Linked DNA regions of Homo sapiens: region 1 is linked to region 2. A link is an interaction called in ENCODE POLR2A ChIA-PET data of the cell type or tissue named here. Cell type or tissue: CD4-positive, alpha-beta T cell. All regions are shown on one strand. Links, peaks and the distances in the headings refer to the core of each region. The heading gives the core; the rest is flanking DNA.

The links. ChIA-PET counts read pairs that join two places held together with the same protein. Peaks named below come from ENCODE experiments on the same cell type or tissue, not always from the same donor. Only the 100,000 strongest peaks of a DNase experiment are listed, where the experiment ranks them.
Region 1: POLR2A ChIA-PET joins it to region 2 with 5 read pairs; 4 of 35 experiments call an interaction of 5 or more read pairs at or near these places.

The regions. Positions count from the first base shown.
Region 1 is chr3:71,051,284-71,055,678 of GRCh38, reverse strand. FOXP1 (forkhead box P1) reads left to right here. Exons shown (of 21, transcript NM_001349338.3): 8 at 1,906-2,043; 9 at 3,053-3,142. Among named protein-coding and RNA genes, the nearest start is that of FOXP1-AS1, 240 kb to the left of the region's middle. RefSeq lists enhancers at 4,238-4,395, 3,979-4,395. In CD4-positive, alpha-beta T cell, for the core only: no CTCF peak of the experiment used is centred there; no DNase peak of the experiment used is centred there; H3K27ac peaks cover 84 bases.
Region 2 is chr3:71,451,631-71,456,025 of GRCh38, reverse strand. All of the region lies in intron 3 of FOXP1 (forkhead box P1), which reads left to right. Among named protein-coding and RNA genes, the nearest start is that of MIR1284, 88 kb to the left of the region's middle. RefSeq lists a silencer at 2,354-2,648. In CD4-positive, alpha-beta T cell, for the core only: no CTCF peak of the experiment used is centred there; DNase peaks (open chromatin) are centred at 795 and 1,645; H3K4me3 peaks cover 1,509 bases; H3K27ac peaks cover 4,000 bases.

The DNA.
Region 1 (4,395 bases), core at 200-4,199, 400 kb after region 2:
TCCGAAAAGTTTCTTCTGTATGAAGACAAAGTAGACTAACTGGAATTAATTTGTAGATGGTTAGATGTTTTGATAATGTCTTCCTGGTGTTTGCCCTAAACTGAATGCGAGTTCACTGTTCCAATCGTTGGTGATATTTCGTGCTACAAATTATCTTTTTAAAAGGGTAATTTATCCATTCATATACATCTGTCCCATTTTGCATATGAAAATATTCAGACATGCCCATCTGTTTTAAATTACAGTGTATCTACATCTACACTTAAAAGGCCACTGGAATAGGAAGAATTCATGGATGACCTTCCAGAGCTGGGTTAATGAAATTTTTCGAATGTTCTAACTAGTGTTTTCCAAACACACGACACTGGCACATCAACATCCCCACACATGAAACAAGCCCACAACAACAGTGGAGAACATTCGCTGTGCATGAATCTGACCTTCAGGAACCATTTTTAGTTCATCAAAATTAGTGATGCTGAGAAATCGGGACATCAGTGCATAATGACTGTGAAATTAGGAATGAGAGCTCGCTATGCAAATGACAGGACAAATCATGTGAAAAAGTCAGGATAAACTGCATATTAAGACATTATGTTACATAAAATTAATACTGCATTTCTGCCTTTTGCTTACTGCTCCCCTGAAAGATTTTTTAATTCTTTTATCTTCTGATCAGCTATTGTCTGCCGGATTTTTTTTTTTAAGTAGCACACAGGCAAAGTGCAAAACATGTTATTACCTTTTATTGTAATACATGAGATGACAGCATATCCTTTTTAACAAAGTATATCCTTTACTGCTTCTAGCTTCTTGCTGTCACATGTTTGATTAGAAACCAAAGAAAAGTAAGATGCTTAAATATTACGGTTAGAAGACATACAGGTTTTGTCTTTTCTTTCATTGTTTTTTCTTTCCTTATCTTTTTATTTGGGGCGGGGGGTGATTTTTCATGAAATAGTCTTCTTGCATTACGGGGACTGACAAAATGGGTCTCATGTAGTCTGCAAATTAAACACAAGTGCAGTGATTATTTTGAATAGCTAAATTACATTCTAGAAAGCTTGCAGAATTCATAGCATTGTCATTAGGTATCCGCTTGAATACAATTTGTGTAACCTTGGCCAAGACAGCCTGTCATTTTAATGTCAGTGTTTTATCTGAACAAGACATCATCCTTTCAGATACAGTGTGCAGGTTCCTTGCAAAGATGCCCGTGCAGAAACGTGTTAACAGTTGCAAATATGAAATGCTATCAAGTTCATCACTGTAGCTGTTTGTCACTGAAATGTCATGGAAAGCGGGTTTTAATGGTATTGCACATAATATGAAAGAATTGAGACATCTGTGTGCTGGGTGAATAAGGAAGAGTAAAAGGCATCATGCGAAGGGTCTGTGTTTAAGTTCGGAAGGTGTGTCCAAGGTTCCCTTCCCAGCAAGTATAAGCATTGATTGGTTGTTCTTAAAATCACTGTCCACAGAGCAAGTGTGCTCATATGGGCTCCACCTGCAAAGGTGCTGGTTACCATTTGTCTTCTCTCAAACAAAATTCAAGTCTGGGTTAACTTCCCACAGATGGTTTTGACCAAAAACTCACTCTCAATAAGCAATTGAGAACTGTCGTATCTTAACTCCAGTTAGCATTTATTAAGTTTGTCCTTTTTGTGTGCTTGCAAGGCTGCCTGGAACCCCCATCAGTACTGCAAGATTTTACTTTTCTTTCTTTAAAATAAACTCCATGATAGATTAAATAGGATCTGTTGCTGCATCCCCTCTGGATAAATACATGTTGCATGGGAAATTGGTCAACTCTTTAAGCAGGCTGATGGCAGTCAGCTGCTGAACCTGGGAGGCTGCGTGCTTCTGATTTCCTGGCTTCCTATTTATCCTTCATTAACATTCTAGGTTCCCGTGTCAGTGGCTATGATGACACCTCAAGTTATCACTCCCCAGCAAATGCAGCAGATCCTCCAGCAACAAGTGCTGAGCCCTCAGCAGCTCCAGGTTCTCCTCCAGCAGCAGCAGGCCCTCATGCTTCAACAGGTAATTGTCCTTCCTCCACCTCCAGCCTGTCTCCCCCAGAACCCAGGGGCCCCCATCACTCCATTCGCAATCTCCCCTCCACCAGAGCAGCTCCTTTGCTCAGTGAAGAGTAAAGCAGCGTGGGTGGGGCAGGACACAGACCACTCCCTGAATAATCGATGTGCTTTTGCATGCCCAAAAGAGAGGAGCCCTGCCATGGTGACTAGTGTTTGGGCCTGGAGAGTACCCGATGGACTGAGATCAGGGCTGTAATTGGACTTGGTAGCAGTAAGATCTTTTAGGTTTACATGGCTCCTAAATGGTGTGAATCAAAGCAAAATGAGGAGCACGTTGGGAGTGGTTTAAATATGACAGCTCTTGATGTCCCCATTTCGACTCAGAAGCTTACAGATTTTTTTTCTTTAAACATAAAGAAGCATTCTAGAATTTGCTAATTTTAAGGTCCAGAGTTGATTTTACTTCTTCCACATACGATGTTGCTGAAATGAACTTCTGGTTGTCATTGCACTATGGGGACCTAATATTCAGACTTCACAGCCACCTGAACCAAATAGATGAGATTCGGAACTACAGCGTTGGGAGTCACTGGCCTGGGGTGGTGGGGACAGGATGCAGCGGAAGCTCCCAGGCTGTCCATGCACACACTGAATAACACTGCATAGTGCCCAGCCCTGTCATTTAGAAAGCATGCAGAAGAGATTCACCAGACTCTCTCAGCAAGGGCATTTCAGCTTTGTTGTACAATCAAAGGTCATTCTTTGCCTTATTTTAATTAGTTTGTGTAGAAAATGGTATGTTTTTCATCAGTTCATTTTGGAGATTACTTTTCAAACAATAATGCCAAGAATAGTCAGTGTGCGCTGAATTTATTGTCGAGTTTCAAACTAAAGGTCAGGCCATTACAGATAAAAGGATGCTATTTTTCAAATCACAGTTTGTGTATGGCACCAAAAGGGACAGTGGATTGGCGCTACCCTCTGTTACTTACCGTCCTCTCTTTCCTTTGTAGCAGCAGCTTCAAGAGTTTTATAAAAAACAACAGGAACAGTTGCAGCTTCAACTTTTACAACAACAACATGCTGGAAAACAGCCTAAAGAGGTACCGACAATACATATTTTACTTTCAAACCACAGATCCCAGAGGACTATCTAGTGGCTATTAAACTGTCATTCATCTTTTAAATGATTGCACAACTGAGCTGACTCTATCGGTTCTCAGCTTTCAGACTGAGAATTATTGTCCTGTTTTCACTCAGATTTTTCTGGGTTCCATTTGCTTGCTGCCACATATTTTATAACACCACTGCACGTGTACCTGTGTGAGGAGCAGGAGAGGCATCGTTGACAGAGTCTTCAGGTTACTTTTTGCAACCTGGTAACAACTGAGGGCCAGGATGGAGCTGGGAGAAGTGAAGTGCTTTCAGGAAAATTTTACTTGGATGCACACTTAATTTTTTTTTTTTTTCCCCAGCTCACAGAGCTTGGGTGTGTGGTGATGGCCTTTTCCATTGGAAGAATAACCCCTTGTGAGGTTGGATAAACAAACAAAAATGTTAGAACAAGATTAAACATCCACATCTTTTGTTTAACTTCTTCCTGCAAGTTGTACATAATGTAATTGCTAAAGGCATGTGCCAGAGAGCATGAGTTGAAGTTAGAGAAGACTCCAGCTTGGGTTGTGTTTTCTTGGGCAGGGTGGAGAAAAGTATATCATAATAGCTTCTATATGCACCACGCTTGGTAGTGTCCATAACTTATCACATTATGCCACACCATGAAGGTTGACAGCATTCGTCCCATAAATGATAAGGCCTTTCTTTCCAGGGAGTTACCAGTTCACCTTCTATTCAGTTCTGCGTGGGTGAGACTCAGTTGTGGGAGTATCCGTGTGCATGTGTGCGTTATTATGACATCTTTCTACCCATTCCAGAGTTATCCAATTTAACTTGCCTCCTCATATTTTTACAGTGGACTGAAAATTCTTTTTGTTTAAGTGTTCTCCTTGGGATGACACAATTTATAATTCTATATACAGCACCTCATCCACTTTAACAGCTTCTTCACCAGCCCTAAGCAGGTGGCCACTTTTGTTCTTTTGCAGGGAGTCTTACCAGGTGACTCGACGTCCCTGTCCCTCACCTAAGTGAGGATGCTGGGCTGTGCTAATTTTACACCCTGGGAGTGACCCAGACATTCTCCCTTTGCTGCCTCCTCCCTTGACACAAATTGGGGACGTTTTCCATGTCCTGCCAAGTTTTCACCCTGGAGTCCTGTTGAGCAGCCGGATGTAAACCCCTGCAGAGTAGGGGCAGTTTTGGGGTGAAGGGGAGGAGGTGTTTTAATGAAAATGCT
Region 2 (4,395 bases), core at 84-4,083:
TCCATCCAAGTTACTTTACCTGAAGGCTTGCTTCATTGTGTTATTAATGTAGTCAAATTATAGTCGTGTTTTAATAACTTAATTGCACAAAAAAAGAACACTTTAAACTGAAAAGTGGAATGATGGTGTTTATTAAACCATTCTTGCATATTCCCGCAGATCTGCAATGGGAGATAAAGCAAGCATCAGTTTGCATGTGGCTGTCACCCCATACCCACCCGTAACTATCACTAATAGCTCTTTTCTTTCTTAGGTAACTTGCAAAAGGGAAATTGCAACTGTTGGAAGTGTGATCCTTTAAAATATTTTGACTCTTCGTATTAACAAAAAACATTTGGGCTTCTTCTCCCAAATTGAAACTTGGGCCTTTAAGAGCATGACGTGGGAGAGGTACCCAGAAGCAAATGTGTCTTGTTTCTCTCGCAGGTTGCAATTAGTTAATTCTTTGAAATCCCACCCCATCCAACATTTAAGAGTTTTCATTATTTGTTTTATGCAGTTTGTATCAAAAGCAGTCTTTTCTTAAACATTTAAATTTAGGACCCCTTTGAGAGCTAGTTTCCAAGTTTTCTTTAATTAAAAGGGAAGGGTGTTTAATGACTAAAAGCTAACATATAATGGGTTATTTATTGCTGCTTGTTAAATTAGTTGGAGTTGGTTTGGTCCTAGACAAAGTGAATATTAGATTTAAGGAGGGTGCTTTCCGTCTTTAGCTGGTCTGTTTTTGTTTGAAGTTGTCTATACGTAGGGATGTACTCTCAGATGTATGCCTCTGTATTTCAGACGGCGGGGGGGATGTGTGCTCGTGTGGCTATTTCCACGTCCGCCTGTCATTTTCTATGAAGAGTTTAGCACTGAAAGCATGTGTGAATGCATGTGTTACCGAGAATGCACACATTTCCTTTTAAAAAACTGACTATTTGTAAAGAGATGTATATCATTCATAAGAATTCCAGAACACTGCCCCCGCCTCATTCACTTTAGGGCATATACAAAGCTATGACATGGTTTTTGAAGTTTTTGCAGATTATTCAGTTACCAAATGTCGATCAGTTTAACAGTATATTGAAACCAGCTCCAGAAGCAGCACAGAGGAGATGCACATTTGAAGTTGCTCAGTGGTTTTCAGACTGGTGTGGGCCCTAGGACTACCTGAGTGCCAGTGATTCTAATTCAGTGGGTCTGAGAGAGATGGCGCTCAGAAAGCAGTTTTTTTTTTGTTTTTTTTTTTAAAGAAAACAAGTTGCTTTGATGATTCGAATCCACGTATTCCACAGACTTTTACATATGTTCTGAAAGTTAGGGAACTTTCGCTACCATCTCCCCATCAAGAGCAGCTGCATCATAGTTCTTCTAGAGCACAGTCCTCCTCATACCTTGAGGTGCATGGAGGTCAAGCTGCAGATCTTGTCAAAATGCAGATTCTTGTTCAGTATGTCTAAGGTAGAGGCTGGGACCCTGCATCTTTGATAATGTTCAGGCTGCTGGTCGAGGCCACACTTGGAACCTCAAGGTTCAGTCATTTATATTGTGGAGTTTTTGAAAATCAAATAAAAATTATAAAGCGACTCTTTGGGTGCTTTTTGTCTCTGTGGTTTTCTATCGAACACCTGTCTCTCTCTGTGCCTTAGCTCCTGCTTCAGTGGGTAACCACGTCTGTGAACATTAAGGAGCATTTTCACAAAACGTGAAAATACAGATGATGTGCCTCGTGTATGTGGAGGCACAGTGATTCTAGATTAGCCCCGGCGACCCTAGCTCTGATCACGCTGTAGGAGTATAGTTCTCCCAGCTGGACGGAGGGTTCTTTAGGATTCTTTAGAGACACTTTCTCTTACCTCTTCTATTGCTGCTGTTATGCAACAAAATAGAGCAAATGTAGTTCTAAACTCCAGGGTCACTGGAGAAGGGACATCTTACAAAGGGGTGCAGAGGGTGGTAAGAGAAGTAACAATCTAGCTCAGGATTTTCCTGCTAAAGTATAAATATTTGCTTAGTAAAGGATTAGACAGCAGAAGAGGTGGTTTGGTGGAAATACCTGCCAGGCCTGTTTCAGAGTTACAGCCCCTTAAAACTTGATGTGTTCATTGTCTTAAGACACAGATGTCTGGTTCATAATGCGTTTGTAAGATACTCTTTGCATAAAAAGGGATGAGGAGAGTCTTTCCATAAATACTTTATATTTTTATCTCTAGAAGGCAGAAGCTATTAGGATGTTGGTGTCTGACTTTAGTACATATTTGTAAATTCCCTTTACTCTTGGGCTCTTTGAAAGAGCAGTGTGATCAGAGGGCTTAACTCTAAATGTCATCAGCATTTTGGGGATGGTGTTTATTTCTTCAACGAGAATAAGATTCCAGATCCCAAAAATGATATTGATAATCTCAGTGAGTTTGGTCAGGCTCTCCAGGTTGGGGAGGGGCTTGGTTTTATTTGTTAAGAAGTAGGAGTTAAACTTCAGTGAGTTTTATGTGTCCATCAGTACCAGACATTGTTTGCTCCTGTGTTGAAATCCTATTACAGCCTATCCTTTGATGCGGCCAGTAGGGCTGCCGGGATCACACTGCAAATCTGCTTTGGCTGTTAGGATAGCCAAGGTAACCAGGTCTCAAAATATTCATGTGCATATATCATTCAGCTTGAATATTGCATCTGATAATTGGACCAAGTACTCCTTTGCCTAGTAGACATTATGAAATGACATTGGTAGGATGGAGTTTGGGGAAGGGATCTTGCTTTATTCTTGGTGTCTGTTTAGTTGGCTGGTCTTGGCATTTATCATGAAGCTGTGTATATATGTATTTCATTTTCTTAGGAAATTAGGAAGTGTGGGGACATACCCTGATACTGGCCCAAACATCACCAAGTGTGAATAGGATTGTGGGATTTGTGTCCTGGAAGTAATGCGAGGTAAGCTGTATTACAGGGGGCTGAAACTCAAATTGTTATGGCAGCCACACAGTTAATTTAAAAGAATTAAGCAGATGGGGTGAGAAGAGTAAAGAACTAGGCAGCACAGGCTTTATTTAAAGGGAGCTGTTGTTGCTGCCTCACTCCAGCCAGTTGTTGTCAGGACTTTGGGCCATATTGTTGGATTTTCTGATTTTTCTACAGATGCCAGAAAGCACTCTTGTAAGTAGTAAGAGTGGTCTTCAAATTCCTTGGAGATTTGTTCATTTCATCCATTGGGACTCCACTGAGTGAAAGGGGAAGGAAGGGAGGGAGGCCAGTGTGTGGAATTCATTTCATTTTCTGGGAACACCAGCTGATTTTGTCAGCAACTGAAAAGCTATCAAACAATAACATTTCACTGCAGTTGACTTGGGAGGGAGGCAGGCACTCCTGCTCTGTGACCATCAAAGGATGACAGGTCTTGACCAAAGCAGCATCCTCGGTAAAAAAATGTATGCCTTGTCCCTCCAAGTTCAACCCTCTCAAATATTAAAATACAACAAGAGCCTCCTTTGGGGGTCAGTAAGCCTGAATCTCATCATTTATCCCAGAGAAAATAAAATTATGTCTAGAAACTCATTCATTATTTTGCCAGTTCCAAATTGTCCCTATCTTGCCTTGCTGGCTCTTTGAGTTGCCACGTCATTAGAAAATAAGGTATCATTGTACGTGAATCACCTGGTTTTCTAGGTTGTTACCTATAAACATAGCTGCAACAGAATAAATACCTTTCCATTTCCCCCTCTTGGCATGGGGGCTGACTTAATAATTAAACTCCTGAGTATTTAGTCTTGAGACTAATTTCTGTAGTCTGAAAGAGGTTTCTGTATGTTAGAGCTTTTCATGATCCCTTTAAAGTTCCTTTTGATGATATTGTTTCCAAAGATGCAGAGTGGTAGGTATTAGAAATGGATATACATTCACCTTTTGGGGGCTCCGAGAGTGATTAATTTTAGAGACGTCGCCAGTAAATATTTGGCAATGACATGTACGTCTTTACCCTCCTGGCGCTGACTTTTGTCACAGAGAAGTGTGGGGCCACCTGCACAGGAGATGCATGTCTTCATAAATGAGAGAGGCAGGTTTCTTTTTCTTGAAACACTGCACTCTAGGAAGTTATTGTTTTACCTGTAGAATTACTAGCCCAGAGGTAGCCTGGAGTTAGCACACACATTTTTATTTGGGGCTTTAACAGTTCTTCTAGCAAGACCTTTTTCCTGTTTAATAACTAAGTAATTTAACACCTACACAAATGAGACCCAGTTTGCTTTCCTTTTTGGTTCTAGTATTTTCTACACATTTTTCATTTCGCTTAAAAATAGGGGATGGCCACTTGATGTGTTTGTCCCAGTGTTGAAAATATGGTGTATCCCTAAAGCTATTTTCACTGTCACTCTGCCTGATGTTAGCCTATCGAAGCATTTGACTACTGGTACTTTAATT